Regions from separate parts of the Homo sapiens genome. Here region 2 is linked to region 1. The links are chromatin loops, found by intact Hi-C in ENCODE. Cell type or tissue: GM12878. All regions are shown on one strand. Links, peaks and the distances in the headings refer to the core of each region. The heading gives the core; the rest is flanking DNA. Region 1 overlaps VCAN (versican). Region 2 has its middle 55 kb from the start of MIR3977.

Region 1 (8,349 bases), core at 177-8,176:
GCCATTATAAATCACATTATTTACTTTGGCAGTAAGAATGTTCTAAAAGTTTTTTTGATTCTCCTCCTCTGTAAACTAACCCCCTCATATAGGAAGAGCTGTGTTCTTCCTAGCCCTCTCACCTTACCTCTAAATTCTTACAAATGAACTTCCCCAAAGCAGAAATACTACATCCAAGTAGCCAAAATTTGCTTCATTTTGAGGCACTGAGTGCTACTTTTATACCAAACCATCTAGCTGTGTCTTGAGTCCTTTCCTATGAGACTTGGTGATCTCCAAACAACACTTTAATAAACGCAAAGCTTCCAGTGCACATTACTCAAAAGAATTAGTCAGCTGGCTGCAACTAAACAACAGGCCTGATAGACTAAACTGAAATAAATACTGCTCTCAGATAAGCTGCATCTGTTGTGTGAGTATGGTTTTAATCACTGAAGCCAGGAAAGAAATGAAATCTTTCAGAATTCATACTTTCCCACAGTTATAGAAAGAGGAGTAACAGGAATAAGAGTCAAGAGACAATCTGAGTTTCAATTTGGCCACCAAAACTAACGTATAAAGCAAACATTTATTTAATTTAGTAGGGTTGTGTTTTCTTCTATTAATCAGCAAATTTGGGTGGGGGGAGATACTTACTAGGTCATCTGGAAGGTTTTGTTGGTGCCTGAAATTCTATAAACTGCAGTTTTGTTAGTTTTTACATGTAACTACTTCAATATAATTGTGGGGTGTATTTTGTGAAAGTCAACCCCACCTGTGGATGAGCAATTCTGTGGGAAGATTGCCAATGAAGAATACAGTGCTATGAACAATGCCACTTTCTTGTGGAATTATGTAAAAATTGGCAACCTAGAAAGTGTAGCTGATACTGCCAGTGTAAAATTTAGATATATTTGAAAAATATTATTGTCCCACTGGAATATCAGTTATAGTGTGCTTATTGTGAAACACACACACAGACACACACACACACATATGTATATGACCTGGTGGAATGGGGGGGTGAGTTAAATAATTTAATTTATTTCATTTTTAATAAACTTAAAATCTTGATGCATTTTCATTGGGCATTACCTATCTTACCCTTCTTTTTAGGAAGAAGGCATACAGTTCTAGCTGTATCCCAAAACGTACCTATTCATAAAGGATTTTTTTCTCTTTGTCAGTTTTACATGACAAGAGCCTGTGACTTCTCAGATATCTCTTTGGGAAATGGGAGAGGACTACTTCCAGAACCTTTGAAGTTGTTATGCAAATAGGGCATTCATAATTCTATTAGCCGGAACTCTTATCTATCACTTGAATGAGTCTCTTAGAAAAGTTGTGTTGGTAAGGAATTAGCCCCAGTTGCTTCACAAGTAAGTCAGCCAGTGCTATAGCAGCCCAAGAGATTTTGGCTGGCCCCTCTTCCAGTTTTCTCTGGCTTTAATCAAGGAAGTTGCTGTTAGATGCTGCCTTTGCAATCCAAAGATATATAGCCATCCACTTGGCACGAATCAGTTGGGCTCACTTCATAATAATTTCTTTGTCATCGTGACCAAATTTTATGAATCAGTTACTTCAGGGACATTGCACAGATACTGGCTTGGGTATCCTACTAACACTTGGTTGGGGGTGCCAAGTTTGAATGACGTATGTGCGTTTAATAAGCTCCTGCCTGTTTCTTCTCAGATACCGAGACATGTGACTATGGCTGGCACAAATTCCAAGGGCAGTGCTACAAATACTTTGCCCATCGACGCACATGGGATGCAGCTGAACGGGAATGCCGTCTGCAGGGTGCCCATCTCACAAGCATCCTGTCTCACGAAGAACAAATGTTTGTTAATCGTATGTACCAAATAGATACGAGTTTCCAGGAACTTCACTTCTCATCACTCTCTTAGTTTTGTCTGTGTGCAAGTGAAAAGAAGTAGCTTTTTCAATCATAATACAACTTATCAAATCCCTCATCTGTGAATTACTTAAAATCATCTCACCTATGTTAAGTCCCCCATTTGGGGAAACATTCAACTATAATATAGGTAGGCATTGGTTTGTCTGCCAGCAGTAATAGTTGAAACACTTGCTGTAGGTTGAATCATAAGCAGTTGCTATTTGATCATTTTTAAATATACAAAAACAGCTATTTCTTATGGCTCAATAGAATTCTTACTATGGTTATACTTTCATAGTCTCTATTTTGAATATTTATATGCCTGTCTAAAATTACAGTTGTTTTCAGTTATTTTTGTCCTGCTAATTAAAATTGAATTGTTAATAATAGCACCCTAATCTTACCTTTTGGGCATATTGATTCTCATTCAAGTTTCTAAATATTTTAAATTGTGGAAAGTGAGCTACATCCTAAGAACTTGAATAGGTGGAGATTGAAAGCTAATGAAACTTAATATCAGAGCTGTTTAATAACTCCTTCAACTGCAGCAAAAAGGAGGGCAACTAGTTTTCATGTAGCAATATGTAGAAATTTGTTGCTCATAAAGCATTTTCTTAAGAGGTAGTGTCTTGCCATGCTGTCCAGGCTTGACTTGAACTACTGGCCTCAAGTAATCCTCCCACCTCTGCTTCCCAAAGTGCTGGGATCATAGGCGTGAGCCACCATTCCCAGCCTCATGAAGCGTTGTTTGATGTTCTATTAAATATTTTCTCGTGATGCCTACTATCGTTTAGAAGTTTGTTAATTTGTAATCTGGATAGAGGTTCATTTAACTTTACTGCGTGATATCCTTGCCAGTGACTCACCTCATGGTAAAAGTAAATATTTTTGAGGATAAATCTGTAGAACTGTCTAATCTAGGTGTTCACTAATTAAAATGTTTTGAAAAAAAGGAACAAGTGGCTTCCAAAATGAGGGTAGCGTGGATAAGATCTGGCACATTTTATTGGGTCACTGAATTTTTGCCAATGGCATCGCTTAAAAACAACAACAACAAAAAAATAGAAAATTTCTATCATAAAAAAAAGAAAATTTCTATCATGAGTGAGGGTGGGAAAAAATTTAATTATAGTAAATTGCTAGGGGAATTATTGTCTATGTCTTGATATTTTAATGCTTCACAGGGTTTGCACATTAACCTTTTCATTTAAAGCACATTGGGCAGAAGAACAAAAGGTAGACTAGGAGAGATTTTTATGAGCAACTAAATAAAAATCCAGCCAGTAAAGAGGATGCATGATTCATGCTGAAAATAATTTTCTTTGATATATTTTCATCCATATATGGAAAAGTAGTACAAATATCTGTGTGGTTTCCTATCCCTTAGGTGTGGGCCATGATTATCAGTGGATAGGCCTCAATGACAAGATGTTTGAGCATGACTTCCGTTGGACTGATGGCAGCACACTGGTAAGATGCCCTTGAAAATGATGTCAAGTTCTACCTTCTGGAAATTTGGTACTGTGCACTGATTGTGCATTACAGAGGGTGCATTAGACTGGAGGCAAGTTAAATGACTTGCTCAAGGTCACTCAGTGAAACAGAGAAGGGTTAGAAGAGTTCCAAGCTACCTGATCCAACATCCAGTCCTCTCTTCAATAGTTGTGGTTCTCTTCAAAAGAGGAGTGTACCAGATTTCTATCAAACCAGAAAACCAGACAATTAGTAGAATTGCCTTGGGTCTGTCTTTCAGATGGTTATCTTTGCTTTTTCTAGCTTCAGAGCAAAAAGAGAAGAATAAAATGTAGCAGAAAAAGTCATTTTAAAAAAATACCTTTCCGTCTTAAATAATTCACTGGAAATCCGCTATAAGGCATGACTCATTTCCAAGCAAAAATATCCATTTATTTTTATCTTAAAGAAGACTGTTGATATGATCTTGTGAATTTCTGCCAACTAATTACATATTTCAACTTGTTTTCTATTTTTTGAAGAAAGAAGTGACTTGGAAATGCTGGCCACAACTTTGAGTAGACTGTAATAGGTTCTTAGAACAGGTGAAGCTGTTTTGAGTCACTCTTACTAAACTCAAATAAATCTAATTTTTATAAAGAGTTCAAATATGATTGTCTATACTAGTGGTACTCAGTGCTGGCTGTTCATTAGAATCACCTGGAATATGTAATTAAAAACTGGTGCTTAGGCCTTATCCCAGGTCCATTACAGCAAAACCTCTAGCCGCTGTATTTTCTCAGTGTTCCACAGGTAATTCTTAAACGCAAAGTTGGGATCCACTGGGCTAGATAGTAAGTGTAAATTAAATTCTAAATTAGAAACAAAGTGTAAAATATTGAAGATAATTTTAAAGGCCTTTTTGTGTTTTTATTACTTAGGTATTCAGTTTCATTCATTATCTGCCACTTGTTTGGATTCAATGAGTTTGGCAAAATATAAAATTCATTCAAAAACAGATGTCAAAGTAATCTCTGCTTTTGGAAGTTCTGCTCTGTCTTAAGAGAAGCTGCTCCATCATGGACACACTACTCACTTTATCTATGTGCCAGCCACTGTATTAAGCACTTGCTTATGTTTATTCCCCACAATAACTTTTAAGAGAGGCAATGGGTTTTCCTTCACCTGTTTTACAGGTAAAGAAAGGGAAGGTCAGTTAGGTTGAGCTATTTGCCTGGAATCACAAAGCTGTTAACTGATGAAGCCAGAATTTGAACTTAGGCTTGTCTCCAAAGCCACAGTTTCTTCTGACCGGTACCTCCTCGGCTTTAAAAAGAGTGTATCCCTTGTTACATTTTCGCTTTGAGCAACCCAAAATAAGACCTGAGTTTCTCTCTCTGTCACCACTGTTTATGTTTAATCAGCACTGTTTCACTGTTTGTCATTCAAGTTCTTAAGTAGGTTATTTGGCAAGATGTGAGAAAAATAGGGAAAAATAGGTTGTTCTTAAAATATGTTCCCAGTAAGCAATAGGAAACACAACCTTAGAATCAATAGGCTCATCTTCTTCTATTAATAATTGTCCTGGCTGGATGTATTGGATCTGTATCTGCAATTGTTGCCTCTTTATGTTTTCATTTTGCTGTACTTAGGGGGATAATACTGGCCTATTAGATTAATAGCGATTGGTATAGCATGAATCTTTATATTACATTAATTTTAATTGAAGATAATTTTGATCCTATTAATTTAATTTCTAAGTGAACATATGATTCAGAGATTGTTTCTATATATTATAAGCTGTTTTTATAATTTTATTAATGTATATCATACAGTGAATGCATTTAATGAGTTTTCCTTGTTAAATGTGTACTTCATTCTCATGGAATACATTGGGTTTTAGGGTGCCCACTATTAAGTCTACCTCCCACGAATTTCCCTTATTTATAGCCCAGTGAAAAGTGCAGGGTTTTGTGAGCCCCCATCATGTATACAGAAGCTGGCATGCCCAGGACTCAGCTGGCCATTTCTATCTAGTTACTGCTTATTTGTGCCTGGCAGATGCAGCCCATGACTTATCCCAAAGTGTACCTGTTGTCTGGGTTCCTGTAGATTCCAGCCCTGAGCCTAGAATAGCTGCATTTGGCCAGGTGGAGTGTACGAAAAATCTTTTTTTCCTACACACTTACCTGACTGAACCAAGTCCCATCTATTTCTAATCTGTCATTGGTTACATAGATTTGATGTGTGTGTTTTTATTCTTAGCATGTATGTGTGTTACTAGATGTTTATTCTGGTCTCTCCCTTAGCAGTTCACCTCTTCAAAGAAGTAATTCTTTCCCCTGCTTTTTATTTCTCGTGGTGTCTGAAATAAAGTGTTATCCTTTATTCCTGTGTGCTTGGTTAAAGAGACTTCATATTGGCCTATATCTGGCAGCTATGTGGATTCTGTAGAGTATCTTAGGAAAATTATCTTCCCTGCCAAGTGCCATACAGGTGAGCTTGATTCATCATATGTCATTATTCCCCTATGCCAAAGCAAGGCAACTCAACTAGTTTTTGTCTGTGTCCATTAATTTTTAATGTAGGTACACAAATACTCTGAAAAACATAACAGTGACTATTTCCATAGTCTAGAAAGGTCCTAAACGTGGTAAATTAGTGAGCATCGCACCTTGTCAAAAAAGAAATATTGATTTCCCTCTGAAATTTTGCTCTGAAACTTCCAGAGGAAGATAACATAAGCTAACATAGATAACTGTACAACATAAACAAGAACCCTACTCTTAATTAGTTGGCACTTTCACTTGAAACGTAAGGATTATGGAGAATGCACTGAGGGCCTCAGTTTGAAGAAGACACATGATGAAATGTATTAACAAGCAAAGTTTATCAAAGAAATGACACAAGTAAATCCAGAAAAAACTCTGACAGACCCTCGGTTTCTTCTTAATTCACTCTCTGTGTAAAATAAAAGTGTGCTAAGGAATGTCCCTTAACTTTGAAAATACTGGAACAGAACAGACCATCTGTCTTAGAGCCGGTCTCCCTCGCATTCAACTGATCTCCTGCCCACTTTCTTGCTTTTGTAACCACCCTTTCCTCTATCCTTTTCCTCTCTGAAACAGCCTAGGTGTCCCTTAAACTCGTTTGTAGTTTTTTCTACAGTCACCATCCCCTTAACGGGTTCCATATGTGTGCAGGCCTTTGAATAAAATCCTTCTGCTTTGTTTCGCTGTTTACTCCAAGGTTTTTGCTTTTGAAAATATCCCTAACAGTAAAGTCTTGGTCAGGGGGATCAGTATCTGCTTATACTTGGAATGGTGTTAACTTGACTGTGTGCAGTTTTAAGGACTTTGTTTATGTTTTGGAGTGATTTCTCTCCTCTTCCACACCCTCTCTATCTCCATTTTTTTCTTTGAAAGATTTATTAGAGCTTCTCCGTCTTGGGTGGTAGAACAGTATTAAAACAAAAAGAACCTTTCATATTTACCTTAAAGTGTCTTTTGATATTTAGCCTTACAATCCAGTAAGAAGAAACAAGTTTATATTAGGTCTCAATTTCAATGATCCATTTTACTCAAATAATTAAACTTTGCTTTCAATAAACTTACAGTATAAATGTATCATATTTAATGTTATGCTATACAGCTAGACTAATTCAACTAGTATACTAAATTAATGATGTTATTTGGCTAAGTTATCTAAATTGCCCTTATTCTTGAGATTCTGATGGATTCATTCCACATTACTGGCCTCTATAATAGGATGTTGTTATCATTGATGAAATGCCAAATTCTCATTTCTGTTATATTTTTAAAATCTATTACTTTTTTTATTTGGGGTGTTTGCCCAATAAATTTCACAAAAGTGAATTCATGAATAAAATTGTGCCTAGCCTTACCCTTGTGATTTATATTAAGATTATTTCTTTTAATACATTTCAGTTTTTACTTTGTCACTTGGCTTTCTCCTAACCTAGTTATTCTTTAACTTGACTATTGTTAACTTGACGATTGTTCTCTATAGCAAAATGTGCCTACTGCTTTATTGGAAACCCTAACAAATAACTTCACTAATGAATTGCTTTGCTTGTCACCCAAGTAATATCTTCAAAGACACTCAGTTAAACCATCCAAGTTAAATATACATTAAAGCTGGCAAACTTAAACAAACTTTTCTTATCTAGCTTATATACTGTTAGCTGACTTTAAAGTTCTTTCTTAAACCAACTGTTAAATGAATGACTAGTCAGAGTGTTTTCTTTCAGATCTGTTTTCCAGTGCTAATGACCTTTCCCTTCCCTGGCTATGAACTCTTGTCGCTCCCTTAAAATTCTTCAGTGTCTGCTCATTGCCTTCAGTATAAAATGTTAATTATTAGTATGGCAGACAAAACCAATCCACTCCGTCTGCCACTTCCTGAGCTATAGCATCTCAAAATACTCTCAGCTCCTGGAATAAGCCATGGGTTCTCACTCCTGGGCGGCTTTGCCTGTACTGGCCCTAGTGTTTAGCATATTCTCACGTCTTATCCTCATTTCATCTCACAAACAGTCAAATACCCTGCATAGCCAAGGGTCTCCTTCCAGGAAGCCTTCCTTGCTGGGAATGACTAAGAGCTCCTCTTCTGTGCTCCCACATCTTTTTTGTCCTCCACCCATCCTAACTCAGGCTCCTGTGAAATCAACTTCCTGACACTGAGTCTTCTGAGATAGGAATTAACTTTCGTCTCTGTTTTTTCAGCAACTAGCAGAGTAGTTGACATAGAACAGGTATTTAATAAATATTTGAATGAACAAATGATCATCAGTATACACACATTGCTCAGCCAACTCTATCTTTTGAATCCTGAAATGAACACATTATGTCTTTCAGCTGAATCTCTTTGTGACATTTTTTGCCTAAATTAAAGATTTTATTTAAAGTTGTACCAGTATGAAAAACATCAAAACATAATAGATGGGTTTTACGGTGAAAAGACCAAAAAAAAAAAAAGATATTCCTTAAAAATAGAAGTAT
Region 2 (8,349 bases), core at 326-8,325, 770 kb before region 1:
AAATGTAAATAATTAAAGCCATACAATTTATTTTTTTAAAAAAGCATAGAAAAAAATCTTTATGACACTGGTATGGGAAAGATTTCTTGGAATTCGAAAAGCACAAGCCATAAAAGTAAAAATTGTTCATTGAATTTCATCAAAAGAATTATTTCTGCTCTTAAATAGACACCATTAAAATATGAAATAACCAAGTCATAAGCTAAGAGGATATATTCACAATACATACATCTGATAAAAATCTTGTATTCAGGATATATTAAGAATTCTTAAAATTTAGGAATAAAAAGACAAACAGTTCAATTAAAATAAACAGGGAGAAGATTTAAACTGACATTTCACACACAAAAATATGAATGGCCAATAAACACATAAAAATATGTTTAAAATCATTAGTCATCAGTGAAATATAAGTTAAAACCATGAGATACCACTTCATACCCACTAAAATGGCTAATATTAAAAAGACTGAAAATCTTGGAAATGATGTGGAAGAACTAGAACTCTCATAAATTGCTGGTGGGAAAGTAAAAGTGGTGTAGCAAAACCAGCAGTTTCCTACAAAATGAAATGTACGCTTACCACACGACCCAGCAATTCCACTCAGAGATAGTTACTCAAAAGAAATAAAAACATGTTCTCATAAAAACTTGTCTGTAAATGTTTCTAGAAACTTCATTCAAAAAAGCCAATAATTAGAAATAACCCATATATACATCATATGAATAGACAACCTGCAGTATGTCTATACACTGAAATATTGTACAGCCATCTAAAGGGCAACAACATGGAGGAAGCTCAAAAACCTTATACAGTTGAAAGAAGCCAGAAATATAATATTCCATTTATATGAGATTATAGAAAGAACAAAACTAATCTATAGTGAGTAAAAGCAAATCAGTGGTTACCTGGGGTTCTGTGGTCGTGTGTGTGTGTGTGTGTGTGTCGGTGTGTGTGTGTGTAGGGAGTGTGGTTGACTGGCAAGGTACACAGAGAATTTGGGGATTAATAAGAACATTCTATATTTTGCTGGTTATGGTGGTCCTATAGATCTATGCATTGAATATGTGAAGAAGGAAAACCCATCTTAGAGTTATGACTGAAAATCTTTTGACCAAACTAGCAAAATTTAACTATACAGAGAAAGTTCAGCTAAATGACCTGTGTGTGCGTCTACTTGGAAGGAGCATCCAAGTTCCACTGTCTCAACAAGAAACTGATCCACTGATTATCCAGATCTTGTGGCTTATTTTGGCTAAGGAGGTGTTCTTTTTCTTTTTGGCCTGGTAATGTGTCTCTAACCCTAGGAATATGTTAACATTATATTCTTAAAACCTTTGGAAAATATCAAAATTAACATAACTAAAATGCCAGTCTCATATAGAAACTAACATATAAAAAAGAAGCGACTTTAAACCCATAGTGTTGGTGTTTTAGAATAAATTTATATATAACTGTATTCATTTGTGCATATTTGTCTGATTTTTAAAATATTTAATTTATGCAAACTATTCAGCAATACCAGTATTTTAGTTGTTTAAACTGTTTCAGGAAATTTAATTGATTAAATTTGTCATTAATGACCAGATGCTTCAGGAAAAGTTTCTAAAGTTTTTATCTGATGTAAGAATTTAATAATTCTTCCACTCAAAGTGTTATGTGGTTAAATGTCTTTACATCTTTATACAAGGTACACAAAACCATCTTGCCGTAATTAAAGAACTACGGTTGACTCTTGAATAGTCTTGAAGTATGCAGGTATACTTATACAACACTTTTCTTTCGGCTCTGCCACCACTCCTCTTCCTCTTCCTCCTCAGCCTGCTCAACATGAAGACTACAAGAATGAAGACCTTTATAATGGTCCATTTCCATTTAATGAGTAGTAAATATATTTTCTCTTCCTTATTGTTTTCTTAATAACATTCTCTTTCCTCTAGCTTACCTTATTGTAAGAATACAGTATATAATACACATAACACACAAAATATATGTTCACTAACTGTTTATGTTATCAGTAAGGCTTCCAGTCAACAGTAGGATATTCATAGTTAAGTTTTGGGGAAGTCGAAAGTTATATGTGAATTTTTGGCTGCATAGTGGGAGGCAGTACCTCTAACCTCTGCATTGTCAAGGGTCAACTGTACTATACGCGGCTCCCCATGAAGCATCAAAGAATCTGGGATCCAGCATTTTCCTAGGAAAGGACTTGTCATTTGCATAGTTAGGCTCATCTCAATTTCAAGGAACAGAAAAGGTTTAGGCAAATAAAGAAATAAATTATGGGCAGCGTCTCAGCAGCCACATGCTTTTAAGCACTTCTGAGGCTGAAATATATAGCCATGACTTGACCAAGAATTGTGGGCACCCTGTTGTCATAGTTTGGGTTTACCCCAAACACAAAGCCTGAGCAGAAATTCAGGTGCAATGATTTACAAAAGACCAATAAGGGAGTGGGGAAGCAGGATAGGAAAGGGGAAGAAGCTAAGTAAGTGATTTTAGCCTAATCTCAAGGGCATCACAAGCTTGAGATGAAGGAACTGGACTTATATCCCACCCCGGTACATGTAGGCTACAAGCCACCCTGGAAGGACAAAGGTCGAGGGAGGCTTGAGAAGAAAAGAATGGGAAATTTCAGAAGAATGGCAGCTCCAGTGGCTCCAGTGGCCAAGGGCAGTTGTAAGTGACAGTTGTTAGGGACAAAGCCCAGCAGTTTGAGGGATGCACTCACAGAGCTAGTGATCCGGGTGGGATGGCAACACTGCCCACTGCACTCGTGCGGTCTAATAATGTCACCCCTTCAACCCAATATTCTCCAATACCAGGAGACATGCTAAGAATTACTTGGAAAAAAAGATAGAAAGGACAGACTTGAGTGGCAGGGCTTAATCAATTTTCCAAAGAAAACCAATTTTCCAAAGAAATTCAAGTTTGACTCCAAAATGCAAAATTCATCCAGGAAAGAGAAACATCCCCCAAATAAAAGCCTATAGATAAGAGATTTTTCCTTCTTCAACGTGAGTTTAGGAATTATGTGAATACAATGTCTAAGAGACATTGATATCCCTTGAGATGGATCTCCCCGTACCTTAAAAACCTTTTTCAAGAATTCCTTTCAACCAAATATAATACTCTTTCTGAGAGAAGTTCTAGCGAGTACATCTTGTTACAGTTTTAGGGCTGTTTTAGCATCCCTTATAGATTGGTGCCACAGGCAACTACCCAGTGGGCCCCCTTTCATACAACTCAATATAGCAAACCTAAAAGTGGATTAGAACAGTGGGACATCATCTATTGGCTGTCCATATACCTAACTTCATCACCTCCTTCAAGTGTTTGCTCAAACATCTTCTTAGTATGACCTGCTCTGAATACTCTGTTTAAAATTGCAAGCCCCCACCTATCAGCATTATGAATTCTCTTGATCCCCCCTTACCAAACTCTACCTTTCTTATCCATAGAATACTTACCACCTTCTAAGTGATAGTGCTATTAATCTATTATATCAATATCTTATTGTCTGTTCCTGTCCCCATTAAAAAGAAACTACATGAAGTTAGGGCTTCATTTATTATGTATTTCAAGCATCTGGAACAGTGTCCAGGGCACAGTCAGTGCTCAAAAAATATTTACTACTTTAGTAATCCTACAGTTTAAGTGACTCAGATAACCTGTTGTTCTCTAAGAAGCATGAGCCCTTTGTTCCCAGTGTTGGTGATTCAACCATTCTCATAATTTAGCCACAGCTCATGGCTGAATAGGTGTGATCAGTTATCATTGATTTGAAACATCTCTAGGGGATATGCTTCTCAAGACAAACCAACGGTTTCCTATGTGTGTGCTTAAATGGTGTTTCCTAAGGTATAGATCCATGCACCAATCAACTGTGGCCACCATAACAGGACTACAGGACATGACACATAACAACTTTTGCAGAACAAATGTCCTGTGGTGACCTTTTCCCATGCCACAGGGTCTGTGGGTATAGACTGGTGTAGTATGAACTGGCCAATGCCGTTTAAGCTAGTCATGAGCCCTTTTCCATTGTGCTGAATTTTTGCAACAATTCATTTTCTTTTCCATCTAAATGAGGTCAGTGGGAAAAGTTCATACTTGGGCTGCTCCTGAAATGTTCATTTTAAAATAAATATGTATGTAAATATATGTGGATATTAACTGATGACTTCAGGGCTTTGGCCCTCTGTCAATTGACTCTCAATGTTACCTGTTTCAGAAACCCTTAAGAAAAGTCATATCTTATGACAGAGTTGCTGGCAAGGAAAACAGCCCAGAAGAGAGGTTTGGAGTTTAGTAGAAAACTGCAATTGTATCTAAGTAAACATGTTTATAGATTACTGTCTAAATGTGGGATTAAAAAGTGATGTGGATATAGTAATTCCTTTGACTTCCACAAGTCCATAAAAATTAGAAAGGAATAAAATAAAATTTAATGTTGTGGAAAGAACTGTATACCAGTATTCTCACTTAGCTCTGTCTCTAAGAAATTATGCAACACTGGCTAAATAATTTAACCTCTCCAGGACCCCATTCACACATCTTTAAAACAATAGGGCTGGAAGAGAGAGCCTCTAAGGCTTGCCAGTCATGACCACTTAGAATTCTGGATTCAAAGTACTTGGGCAAACAGTCTGCTAAACTCCCCCAAATCCATCACCTACTCAGTAAGTACATTTTCCACAGATAGCATTTTGAAACCACTACACACATTTTACATTTTAAAAGCTCTATTCATGCAGAAACTAAAGAAATAATATTTACAAAATCAATTTCTGTTATTATCTGGCATTGTTTTATGCCATGTAGACTATTTTAACCACTTAAGAAAGATACTCTTTTATCCATAAAATATTAGATGTGGTACTAATCCATTGTAAACTAAATGCAGGCCATTTAGTTTACACAGGGCCACAGATAATCCTGCAAGTACAAGGTTACTGCATTATGCTGAGAGAAATAGATTATACAGCACAGTGCACTGCCTGTATGATTAGGTCATAAAATTCATGAGTTTTGTATTGCTTTGCAACAAGAATTGTTAGTCTTTTAACTAGAATCCTGCCATGTGCACCCTATAGTGCTGCAGACTTTGTTCAGTGGCTACTGTTCAACTGTCCTTTGCCCATGATATCAGTAAAACATACAGAAGTTTATCTACTATTTATTTAGTAAAATGGTTCATTCTTTTGGTTTCTCTCTGGGACTAGACTGAGTATGCCATCAGAGAACTCATAACTCTTGTATCCTGATAATACAGCAGTTTGTCTCCAACCCTAAATCAGCTGTAGAATGATAGAACACAAACTTGGTGTCCAGCTTGTCTAAATCCATCATTTAACACCTGGGCAACCTTTTAGATGAAGTGACAAGTTATAATGTCATTTTTTAAAAGCCTACAGAAATAGTAACAAGTATTAATACAGCCCTTATATGTGCCAAGCACTGTTTTAAGGGTTGTACATGTACTAATTTACTTAGTCCGTTCTTCAACCTGATAGTTAACAATCCTGAGGGGCGTGCTATTTATATCCTGTTTTACATATGTGGAAACTGAAGAAAGAGGTGCTAAGTAACCTGGTTAAGAACACACAGCTAGTATGTGAAAGGGCCAGTATTTGAACCCAAACAGTTTGTCTCCACATATAAACATATATGTATGTATTAGAAGAGAAATAGACTCCCAGTAAATAAAAGGCTTTTTACTAGAATTTAAACACACAAATATTCGCATTTCACTCATTTGCACTTCTACACCAAAAATAACAATCTGCTTTCATGGGTGAGTTTTCTTTTGTTGAATCATGAACATTATGCTGGAGAATTACGGTGGGTCTGAACTTATTACCAGCATGGCACACTGGGAACTCAGTTTGGATTTACAACATGCTCATCACACGTCATGTCAAATAGAAGCATTGACAGCTAACTTTCTGGCTTTTAGTAAGACTAATTATATAGGTTTAGTCTGCTCTAGGATTCAGTGAATGAATTTAACATAAGAAATATGCTATTTGGCACAAAGTAAGTAGATTTAAATTTGTATCATGATTCAAAGGAATGAGGAGAAAGAAAGCAAATCCTGAACCTCTTTATAAAATTTTAAGGAAGGAATAATTAAGAAGCAAAATTAAGCTAGTAGAATCTCTTTTATACAAGCTGACCTTCAGAATAAAGTCAGCTTAAATTATTTTGCCCTCTACCAAGGGTGAGTTTCTCCTTAATTCTTTTCCCTTTAAATATCTTCACAGTGATGGTTGTTGTAACGGTTAATTTTATGTGTCAAATTGACTGGGCCATGAGATGCCCTGATATCTGATTAGACATTATTTCTGGGTATGTCTGTGAGGGTGTTTCTGAAAGAGATTAGCATTTGGACTGATGGACTGAGTAAATCAGGTGGCCCTCCCCAACCAGTTGAGGAGCTAAACAGAGTAAAAAGGTGGAGGAAGGTTGATTTACTCTCTCTCTGCCTGACTGAGCTGGAACACGAATCTTTGGCCCTTAGCGTTCCTGGTTCTCGGACCTTCAGACTCCAACTGGAATCTATACTACCAACTTTCTGGCTCTCAGGCCTTTGAAATACACCACCAGCTTTCCTAGGTCTCCAGCTTGCAGATACCAAATTTTTGGACTTCTCAGCCTCCATGGTCACATGAGCCAATTCTTTGTAATCTGTCTCTCAATCTCTCTCTCTCTCTCTCTCTCTCTATATATATATATATATATATATATATGGAACATATATATTTATTTATATTTATGGAATAGATAAATATGGAATAGATGTATATCTCTCCTATTGGTTTTGTTTCTTTGGAGAACCCTAATAAATTTGCCATTGTTCTTAGAGATTTTTATCATTTCTAGTAAGCGTAGGTACTTTACATACATTGCTTCTTATTTCTTTTTTTTTTTCTTTTTTTTGAGATGGAGTCTTGCTCTGTTGCCCAGGTTGGAGTAGAGTGGCGCTATCTCCGCTGACTGCAAGCTCCACCTCCCGGATTCACACCATTCTCCTGCCTCAGCCTCCTGAGTAGCTGGGAATACAGGTACCTGCCACCACACCTGGCTAATGTTTTTGTATTTTTAGTAGAGACAGGGTTTCACCGTGTTAGCCAGGATGGTCTCGATCTCCTGACCTCGTGATCCGCCCGCCTCGGCCCCCCAAAGTGCTGGGATAACAGGCGTAAGCCACCGCACCCGGCCCATTGCTTCTTATTTCTAATCCTTACTATGATACCGCAAATTATTGCTATCCCCATTTTCAGTGTAAGAACTCGAGGTTCTAAGACAAAGTAACTTGCCTAAGGTTATACCACCATTCTTCAGGATGGCAGAGTTTATCATTATTAATATCCAAACCTAACTGCACAATGAGGTATCACCTCATACTCATCAGGGTGCCCACTATTTAAAAAAGAAGAAGAAAAGAAGTATTGGTGACAATACGGAGAAACTGGAAACCTTGTGCACTGTTGGTAGGAACGTGAAATCGTGCAGCCACTATAGGAGATTAAATGGCAGTTTCTAAAATAATTAAAAATAGAATTACCATATGATCCAACAATTTCACTTATGGGTATACACCCAAAAGAATTAAAAGCAGGGCTCAAAGAGCTGTTTGTATATTCCTGTCCGTTATAGCACTATCATGATAGCTGAAAGGTAAAAGCAGTTAGTGTCCACTGATAGATTAATGGATAAACAAAATGCGGCATATACAAACAATAGAATATAAATTTAGCCTTAAAAAGGAAAAAAAATTCTGACACATGCTACAACATGAGTGGACCTTAGGGTCACTACACTAGGTGAAATAAGCCAGTCACAAAAAGAAAATGCTGTATATATGATTCCACTTTCCTGAGATACTTAGAGTAGTCAAATTTATAGACATAGAGTAAAATGGTGCTTGCCAAGGGCTGGTGGGGGAAGGAATGGGAAGCTGTCGAATGGGTATAGAATTTCAGTTTTACAAAAAGAAGAGAGCTCTGCAGAAGATTTGCACAACAATGTAAATGTACTTAACACTACAGAGCTGTACAGTTGATAAAGGTTAAGATGGTAAATTTTGTGTATATTTTACCACAATTAAAAATTAGAAAGAAAACTAACTTTACTCAGAATGCATTACATGTGTCAAGCCGTGACACTGGCCATTTAATCCTTACAGTAATCCCATAAGGTAGGTATTATTATTCCTTTTCTACTGGTGAGGGTTGTGGTAGGCTGAATAATGACTCATAAAGATGTCAGTGTTCAAATCCTCAGAGCCTGTGAATATGCGCACTTTATAGATGTGATTAGCTAAGGACCTTGAGATGGGGAGAC

The links. Peaks named below come from ENCODE experiments on the same cell type or tissue, not always from the same donor. Only the 100,000 strongest peaks of a DNase experiment are listed, where the experiment ranks them.
Region 2: a loop joins it to region 1, with 2.1 times the contacts of the local background. A loop is called at or near these places in 6 of 110 quality-filtered maps.

What each region holds. Positions count from the first base shown.
Region 1 is chr5:83,551,693-83,560,041 of GRCh38, forward strand. It overlaps VCAN (versican), which reads left to right. Exons shown (of 15, transcript NM_004385.5): 11 at 1,672-1,830; 12 at 3,264-3,346. All of the region lies in intron 1 of VCAN-AS1 (VCAN antisense RNA 1), which reads right to left. Among named protein-coding and RNA genes, the nearest start is that of VCAN-AS1, 6.4 kb to the right of the region's middle. RefSeq lists an enhancer at 2,455-3,654. In GM12878, for the core only: no CTCF peak of the experiment used is centred there; a DNase peak (open chromatin) is centred at 4,687.
Region 2 is chr5:82,781,036-82,789,384 of GRCh38, forward strand. No RefSeq gene overlaps it. Among named protein-coding and RNA genes, the nearest start is that of MIR3977, 55 kb to the right of the region's middle. In GM12878, for the core only: no CTCF peak of the experiment used is centred there; no DNase peak of the experiment used is centred there.